Linked DNA regions of Homo sapiens: region 1 is linked to region 2. Evidence: chromatin loops called from intact Hi-C (ENCODE). Cell type or tissue: Panc1. All regions are shown on one strand.

The links. Hi-C counts contacts between places; a loop is a spot of excess contacts. Peaks named below come from ENCODE experiments on the same cell type or tissue, not always from the same donor. Only the 100,000 strongest peaks of a DNase experiment are listed, where the experiment ranks them.
Region 1: it touches region 2 in a loop (2.2-fold over the local background); 17 of 110 quality-filtered maps call a loop at or near these places.

What each region holds. Positions count from the first base shown.
Region 1 is chr2:225,682,392-225,687,391 of GRCh38, reverse strand. The region is part of intron 7 of NYAP2 (neuronal tyrosine-phosphorylated phosphoinositide-3-kinase adaptor 2); the gene reads right to left. All of the region lies in intron 5 of LOC105373914 (a long non-coding RNA gene), which reads left to right. Among named protein-coding and RNA genes, the nearest start is that of NYAP2, 290 kb to the right of the region's middle. In Panc1, no CTCF peak of the experiment used is centred here; no DNase peak of the experiment used is centred here; H3K27ac peaks cover 240 bases.
Region 2 is chr2:225,795,482-225,800,481 of GRCh38, reverse strand. The region is part of intron 2 of LOC105373914 (a long non-coding RNA gene); the gene reads left to right. The region is part of intron 1 of LOC107985992 (a long non-coding RNA gene); the gene reads right to left. Among named protein-coding and RNA genes, the nearest start is that of NYAP2, 400 kb to the right of the region's middle. In Panc1, a CTCF peak has its summit at 2,887 (motif pointing right); no DNase peak of the experiment used is centred here.

The sequences.
Region 1 (5,000 bases), 110 kb after region 2:
ATCTTGTGACTTTGGAGAGAAGGATTGTCACAATCTATAAAATAAACATAGCAGTATCAACAATGTAATAATACCAACAACCATGATTTATTGCACATAACCATGTTCCAGGCACTCTATGAGCCCTGGACATATCTCAATTCCCTTAAAGCTTAATAACTCTTAAGCATGCCCTATTGATATATTTCAGATAATAAAATGAAGCTTGAAGAGATTAAGTTACACGTATAGCATCACATGCCTAATAGAAGACAGAATTAGAATTGCAATTCAAGACTAAATATATCACATGCTAAATAAAAACTGCACTCAGTATTATAGCAGATTGCTTCACAGCTAATTATGAGTAAAGTAGTTCTTATTAGAAACACATACACACAAGCACAATTACTTCCCTTCATATAGCCCATGACATGGGAAGTGCACTTGATCAAACAAAGGCTGTTAAGTTTGCTGCTGGAAGATAAGAGGACTTATAAACTGTTAATCAAAACTTTGATGGATAAATGAAAATTTGACCTTTCTATTTGTCATTGTTGTCATCACTACCATTGTCTTCGTCTTCATTATTATCAAGATCCTAGGCACAATAACCACAGTGTTTCCACACAGTGGGCAAGGCACTGTGTAATCACTATGTCTGCTCCATCTTATCTCACCTCCAAATAGCTTACTCACTGGTAGAACCTCCATATACTTGTGTACTGAAAATACATTGCCCACTATGGGTACAGCATCAAAAGAAGTCCCTCTAAAGGTAAATTTTTAAAATTTTATTTCATCAGCCACACTGCAGATCATTTCAGTAAACCCTGTTTTCCTCAGTTTCATGGTAGCAGACAAATATAGTACAGTAATCCTTACATACATATTTATGCTTCTGTAAGTATATTCACAAGTATGTTAGTGTCTCTTGAGTTACATGAAAGTGTTAGCTGATACACTGAATTGCATTAGGAGAAAAAGCCAGGGAGAAAGTCTTCACCCGTGAAAAAGGCCAGGAATGGTTTTCTTCCCTCCATGAAATAAGATGCTAATTGCATGAAACCATCATTTTACAAACTCTTGCTGCAGCGAAATTTTAGAGAATGAAATTTCAAAATCTAGAAAATACATCACATTTGCATATTACAAGATGACAACTAATACAAAATCAGAATAGAATGTTAACTTTGTATCTCTTAGGAGCAAATGCAAAGAGCAAATTGGAAATGTATATGATTTAGCACATGTTCTCTGCTGAAAGACTATAACCAGACATACAATGAAAACCTACCCATCCAACAGCACACCATCTATCGAGGTGTGAGTGACATGGTATTTCTTCTTTATGCATGTATACAGAGCATACATACAGGTGTAATAAGTAAATTATTACGGGTAAAACTACAAGAAAATAAAATGACAGAAAAAAATCATAATATTGCATGAAAAAGACTTGATTTGTAACTTAATTCTTGTGTGTCTGAAATTGGCTAAAAGTTTTGTTCCATTGAAATTTGTATAAAGTTGTGAAGAATATCTAAAATAAGCATAAGTGACATGTGATGCAACATACTTATATATCACATCGTAAGAGGCTTTTCAGAAGAAAATTGATTCACACTAAAATATATTTTAAAAACTATGTTTGTGTCCACATACAGAACCATGGTATAATCTTTAAAAAGCAATATATGATTCTTGATTTGACTTTTGACTATTTTATGATTATAAAGTATTTGGCCTTGGAGATTAAAAATGACTATAGAAAAAAATGTGACATATTATTTTCCAATAAAGAAGACAGAACTTATTTCTCAGTAATTCAACCTAGTAATGACTACAACTACAGTTGCAGCTATTAATTGATTAAGCTAATTGTTTGTTATAAAGAAAAAATCCTCTGAGCAGATTCCTGAGTTAATTTATGTGTTTTTAAATGAGCAAGAATTCTGTAAATAGAAGGCCTTCTAAAGAGATATTCCCTGAAGGAACAAGCAGTATTACAAGATAAAATTCAATTATAAAAAAGGTATTGATATCTTTCACTAAGTATATTATCTTAATCATTTATATTAGCATTAATACAATTTCAAGTTTAATTTCATTATAAAATATTGGTTTTTAATAGTATATATGGGCTTGACCACAGATAAATGAGGGAGAGCCACTTCTCAGTAAACATGTGGTTTATCCAGCAAAAGAAAAGGAAGCTCATAGGCAAGGAAAACATACTAATACTCAAGAACAGACTTAAATTATAATTGTTTAAACAGCTAAAAAACATTTTTAGTTTTATAACTTTGAATTGAACTGGGGAAGTACCTGTAAAATATGTTTTTTCTTCACTAGAATGCATTTCCCAAAATGAGCCTAAGTACATTATAAAAGGAGAAACATGCTGGCAATTCCAATAATTCTGTTCTGGAGCCAGTTATTTTGCTAGCTCTGGGCAAGTCATGTCACTTATCTTGGCCTCAGGTTAGAACAGACCAGTGGGTCCAAACTGTGGAACATATCACACCCACAGTTGTGTTTTGTATAAAATGCAGCATATTTGGTTGGCTGTGGTGGCTCATGCCTATAATCCCAGCACTTTGGGAGGCCGAGGGGGGCAGATCACCTGAGGCCGGGAGTTCGAGACCAGCCTCACCAACATAGTGAAACCCCATCTTTACAAAAAGTACAAAAATTATCTGGGCATGATGGCAGGTGCCTGTAATCCAGCTACTCTGGAGGCTGAGGCAGCAGAATCGCTTGAACCCAGGAGACGGAGGTTGCAATGAGCTGAGATCATGCCACTGCACTCCAGCCTGAGTGACAGTGAGACTCTGTCTCAAAAAAAAAACAAAAAAACTATATTTAAGATTTTTGAACCAAGGTGGAAAAAACAAATCAGGAGATTACATAGTAAGAGAGAAGAGAAAGGTGAGAGCTGGGGGTGGGGAGAAAAGGTAAGGCTGACAGAGCCTGAATTTTGGCTTCTCTAAAAAAAAAAAAAAAGAGAGAGAGAAAGAAACATAGCAACAATGAACTGCAGCAGAGATTTCTCTGCCCTTTTCAAGTGGGCTTGCCTTTCCAGTTCAACCTAATCCCAATTGTGATCTCCACACAGAAGCAAAGTGCCGGTTGCCATTTTTCATCTCACTGGTAATAAAACTTTTCATAGAGCAGAAAAAAATATTTGCCATACTTGATTCTATCAAAATGAGGAAGTACTGATTTCCATTCTCTCCTCGGCAGCAGCCACAGGTATTGGAGTTTGTGTCTCTCTGACCAGACCATCTAAATAAAATCTCCTTTTAATCTGTGACTCCAAGTCTGAGTCACATTGACCTAAAGCCTGACCCTTTTCCTCCAAAATCCAAACCAACACTTACTCCCCAAGTAATCAAAATAACACTTGTAATTTTGCCCATAAATTGACTAGACTTCTCTCATAATTGGACTTCCTCAAAAGAGATTGATCATTTTGCCTTTTAACCAAATTTGTCCAAATATGTATGAGGTCAGTATGAAAAGGCAGAAAAAAAAATGAACGTCCCTTATGAGAAACCCAAAATCAGCATAGGAGCAAGCCGTTTACTTCCAGTTCGTGACCTACCAAGCCAAGAGTTCAAAAGATAGCCCCCTTCCTTGCTGCTTTTATATTTTCCATCTTGCTCTCTTTTATGGCTTCTCTCCTGCTTCTCATGCTGTTTACCCATTGCCAAAAAAGACACCTTTCCCTTTGGAGCACCTAAAAATGAGGTGGCATGGCCCATCTATCTACCTGTTGTCTAAAAGAGACATGTATGTAGAAGGAACCTACCCAGGGATTCCATTGGTGTCTCAACTAAAAGTCTCAAAATGTAATTTCCAAAATTTGCTGTTAACTTACTTCTCATTAAGATAATATGATGTCATTTGCTCAAGTCAAAATAACTGGAAAGAATTTTTTATTAAATGCTGATTAAGGTTTTTAGCATTGAGGATGCCAGCTAGCTTAAAAATATCTTCTCTAAATCAATACTCACGAGGCTTCTATAGTTGTGACAAACACACACTGTAAGCCTGAAGGTGATCGAAGTTATTACCCAGAAAATGGCTCTCCCCTCTCAGGCTCTCTCAGCACCAAGCTTTCAAGGGATATTGCCTGTGGGTCATGGCATTATTCTCATCTATAGATAGGGACCAGCTTAGGCTCAGAAATAGAATAGTAAAGTGCCACCAAAAAGTTTTTGCTGAAAATTATTTCAGGCTTGTCCCTACGCCTCTTCCATATGATATCATCCCAGTTCACAAGCCACGATAGCATTTGCCACCATGATATCTTTCAGTTGTATGCTCCAAAGAATGCAAAGAGTCAACAGAGGAATAATACTGGGAAGAGTAGTAGGAAGAACAGAATGGGGGGGGGAAATGACTATTACTACCCTAGTTTTCTTCCTAGTGAAACTGCTTTCCTCATGTCATTTATCTGCCTAGAAATGTCAATGGCTTCCATTGTCAAGAGTATTAAGTCTACATAACTTCATCTGTAATGGAAACATATGGAACTTAGAGCTACATCTGCCTTTATGATCTCATTGCCTACAATTCTCTCATAAGAACTCTGGGCTCTCTCAGCTTATGGCACCCATCCTATTTCTGATTCAAATTGAAAGATGATTTTTTTCTTATTCAAGACTCCTAGGTCTCATTCCAAAGATGAAGCATGCCTGCTACTTTTGAAAATATGAGGAATTCTTTTGATAGCTGTTTGTACCCAGTTTCTAAGAGCCTGAAGAAATGACAACACAACTTCACAAAGCCATGCTTTCATAAAAACCGTAATGACAAGTCTCCTTTCCTCCTCCACCTCCAGTTCTTAGACTAAGATCCATTAGCCACTCAGAAATAAAATACAAGTAAGGGAAAAAATTAAAATCAAGACAATGGAGAAGCAGGAGGCTATGAGTGTTTTCTAATAGTTTGTAGCTACTGGAAGTGTTCAATTGGAGTTGAAGTGGCCAAAAAATTATAACACTCTCCTACTT
Region 2 (5,000 bases):
CCATAAGGGTAAGTAACTAATCTGTATGTTCACTATTTTCTTACTAGTATCTAGTAAATATTAATTAAGTAAAGAAACAGTGATTTTAAAAAGGGGAAAAAAGTGAGGCTTTGATCTGACATTAAATTGGGGCTTTCTATTACCTCTCCAACAATTCTAGACATTGGGACATGCCTCCTTCTCAAACACTCCACCAGTCACTCCCCACAAAGGGTCACCATCTGGTGAACAAACCCAACTGCAAACAGATAGGGAGCATCAACACGTGGCCCCACTGCCTGCCTTGGAAAGCCAGGCTCTCAGCCTTGACTCAATGGGTCATAGAGAATGAGACAAGTCAATGGTCCTTCCAACCTGAACACAAAAGGAGCAGCTCCAGAGAAAGCAACAGATGTTGATCCAGTCTTGCCTGGGATGGGGGTCATGAACTGGCCAGTTTACTTTCCCTAAGTAAGTAAGAGTGAAAGGTTGTTCTTCAGCACTTCTGAGAAAGGTGAGGTAGTGATAGAATGCTTTTCTTTACAGGCTGATATTGTAATGTGAGAAGAATGGGGAAAGTGTTTCCTCTCGTTTAGGGGAGAAACAAGTCCAGATCTGGATCACAGAGTGAAAAAGGACAATTATCATAAATGAAAATGTAGAGGGAGGTAAGAAACTGACTGAAAGTGTAACCTGGGAAAGGCCAACACTTAGGGAATAGGACTAGAAGGACATGTTCATGAAAAAAATATATATTGACCATGCCAAATAACTTTTATTTAATATTTCAATGCCAAAAGAGGATTGACATTGATAAGAATCACTCTTTAAGAGAATGAAAATACTTTTTAGATCAAACGATGCTTTCAGCATGCATGAAGCTATGTTTGCTGAGAGTCTGCGGGGGAGAGCTGCTGTTCCTGCTGAGGTACAGTACACATTGTTATTAAATAAAGCAAACAGGTGTTAAGCACCCAGTCATTCCTGCTGCCTCAAGAATTATCACACCCACCATTGAAAATGTCATACTCAGTTTTGAGCCTATAATTCATATTTACAAAGTTATTATTTGAACTTCTTTGGCTTTCTGTTAGCACTGCTTCAGAAAAATAATTACTAGGTGCCTGAATAAATACAGAGATATTAATGAATCATTCAATAGTATGCTGGAAAAATAATGGAAAAAATATTTTATTTTTTTAAACAGACAGAATTATATAGGCAAATCAATCTTTTAGTGTGAATAGATTCCTGAATAATGCTATTCTGGTCAAAGATCTTTTGCCAGATGGTTAACACTATTTCCAAATTTAGAACACATGAGATTCTTTGGTTTCTATATTATTTAGGGTATAATTGTGGCTACTCTAACTGGGTCTCCAAATGAAAATGGCTTAAGCAAGACAGTTTATTTTGCTCCTAGGGGTTGATTCTGGGAAAGGAGCCTCGGGCTTATGTGGTGGCTCCATGATGTAGAGAATAGGAACTGAGCCTCTTTCCATCGAACTACTCTGCAGTCCTTGGGTACTGTCCTAATTCTCATGGTTCAAAGTAGCTCACGAACATTTCAGCCAGTGTGGAAGGGGAAATGTAAGAGGAGGCCATGTGCCCTTTAAAAAAGGTATGACTTCATTCTGCTCACCTCCCAGGTTGCAGAGTTAAGTACCATGGATAAACCAGACTACAAGGGAGGTTGCCAAGTGCTCTCTTGCTTGAACAGCCACTGGGATAGCAAAGACCCAAAGGCCCTATTACTACCAAAAGGGAGCAGAGCAGGGATCCTGGGAGACAGGTCACAGTAGCCACAACAATTGCTTGCTCTAAATGAATGTTTAACTTTCTCAACCAAAATCGTCAACCCTGGACCTGTAAAAGAAAAAATAGTTTGTACTTGACTATAAAAAAATATGAAATTGTGTAGCAAATCAATTCACAGCTGATAAATTTGCAGAAAAAAATTAGATATAAATAAAATTTAAATTTAAATAAGTTGGCAGAAAAACAATGTATAACATATATGCTAATGAAGGTTAAATATATTTACTATCCAACAGATTCACATGAATTGATAGGAAAAAGGCATCCATCACAATATAAAACAAGTCCAAGTGGCCAAAGAAGCATAAAAATATGGTCAAACCCACTAGTGAGGAACAGTAAATCATAGGAGTAAGATATCACTCCATACTCATTGTGCTGAAAGATTAAATAAAAGCTTCAATACCTATTCTGGCAGAAATGCAAGAAAAGGACTATGCCTGTTTACTGTTGGGGAAAAGACAAATTGTTGTAACTTTTTGGAAATTAATCTGGTAACACCTAGGAAATTTTAAAACACATATACCTTTTGATTCCACACCTTGGAATCTATTACATAGATACAAAGAACTGACTGGGAAAGGTACTAAGGTACTTAGGGCACCTTAGTTTGTAGTGATGAAATCTAAAAAACAGTGAATGACCTTCACTGGCAAGCAGTGAATAAATTATCAAGCACCTATACCATGGAATGTTATACAGGCATTAATAAATGTGGTAGAGCCATAACAATTGGCTGTAAGGAATTCCCATGAGGTATTCTGTGAAGAAAGAAAGATGCAGAAACTACATGTGTATGCATGTACACGTATGTTCTGTAAACAGCTCTTAGAGGTTTAATTGTGCCCCTCATGAAAATATATAGAAGCCATAACCCACAAAACCTATGCATGTGACATTATTTGTAAATCAGGTCTTCACAGAGGTAGGAAAGGTCATATTAGATTAAGACGGTCCCTAAATCTAATATGACCAATATCCTTATAAGAAGAGAAGAAACACAGACACACACAGAGGAAAATGCCATCTGAAGACAGAGACAGAGATTGATGTGGTGAATCTGCAAGTCAAGAAACATGAAGGACTCCTGGAAACCACCAGAAGGCAGCAGGATGACATGAGACAAATACTCCTTCAGAACCTCTGTACGAGAACAATCCTGGATTTGGAACTTTGTACCTCCAGAACAGGGAAGGAATGAATTACTGTAGTTTTAAGCACCCAACCCTAGGAAAACAACAGAACACCTAAATATCCTATATTTTTCTATATGATCATGGGAGAGAGCATGCAGGGGAAGAAGACAAAGAAAATATGGCAAAAATGAAGTTAATGAGGATTTTATAAAATAAGAACCAAGTAATTTTATGTAAATGTGTATGGATATAAATGTTTTAAATTAACAACCTAAAAATACAAACACATACAAACACACACTCCTTCACTTCAACTATAAAATTTTGACTATGATGGTACTGTATTTGGGTGAATGGGCTTGTCTTCTTTTTGCTTGCAGCCTTTGAATAAGATATAAATAAATAACTTCATCTTTTGATCATAGACGATACCTAGAGACTATAATCCTTCCTTTTTAAGATTCTGATCTGAAATCATATTGAGTTAGGAACGATATAATGCCTTGTAATATATAACCTAGTGCCTTACAAGAGTATCCTTCCATTTCTTCCTCCCTCTTCCACTATATTATAAAATCTATAATACATTGTTATTATATTTGCTTTAAACAGTCAATTATCATTTCCAGAAATGAGAAAATGCAAAGCAAAATCTGTTTTATTGATTTACATATTAATTATTACTGCCATTTTTCTTTTTGTAGATCTAAATATGCAAGAGATTCTTTTTAACATTGTTAATATTTAATATTTTAAAATATTTAAACAAAAAACTATGGAAGAGAAAAATTCAAAAATTATATTAATCAATGATTTCTTATTTCAGAATGAAAAAATATTTTATCATTTATTTAGAAACTATATTGTGTGAAACACTTTTGGGCACCTTTAAATTTATATTCCATAAACATTTAGTCTTATAGGTTTTCAATGGAATATTGGTTAAATAACATTCACAAATGTCTAAAATAAATGATTATTTCATATATCAAGCTCACAAAAGAACAGATTTCTGTGAAAGCAACTATTATATTATCATTAATCCACACCATGATGTTTGTACATCACGGTGAATAATTCTTCAAGCATTATTCAGTCCTCTTAATAACTTGTAATGGTAGTTTATTTGGATTGAAAACCTATCTTTCCTTTCTCTTGCTTTTACTCCTAGAATATTTATGAATATCTCTTCTTTTACTATTACCATTCTCCTCCAGCATATAACATTGTTGTGCTTTTAGCCATATACCGAGTATATTTTATGCCATTAAAATAATGAAATACAAGTATACATAAAGTTTCCCTTCTGGGACTGACCTAAATCTATGCCACCTAACTGCAAACTGGTTAGTTCAAGAATGTTCCTCCAAAGACAGTGATGTTTGCATGTTCGTAACCTGCAGGAAAGAGATGTTAGCCTGAACTTTTTTATTCTATGAATGAGGGTTCTGAACAAAAAAAAATGAATCAATAAGAATCTAAAATTGTTTCAAAAATTGAACATTAATATGCTTAATGTTCAAAGTAGCCAACAAAATGAATCAACAAGAATCCAAAGTTGTTAAATAATTGAATATCTGTACACTTCTTTTTTTTTTTTTTTTTGAGGTGGAGCCTCACTCTGTCACCCAGACTGGAGTGCAGTGGCATGATCTCAGCTCTCTGCAAGCTCAGCCTCCCAGGTTCATGCCATTCTCCTGCCTCAGCCTCCCGAGTAGCTAGGACTACAGGCACCTGCCACCACATCCAGCTAATTTTTTGAATTTTTTTTTTTCAGTAGAGATGGGGTTTCACCGTGGTCTCGATCTCCTGACCTCGTGATCCTTCTGCCTCAGCCTCCCAACGTGCTGGGATTACAGGCATGAGCCACCGTGCCCAGCCTACACTTCTCATATAGAAGTGCTATTACAACTACAAAACAAATAAACAAATAACTAGAAATTAGAAATAAAAGTGAATACACCAAGTATCAATGACTAAGAATTTCTTTTAACAATTACTGAATGCACTACTATGAAAGTATTACTACACAGGTATATTGTAGATTTCAGAAGATCAAAGTATTTT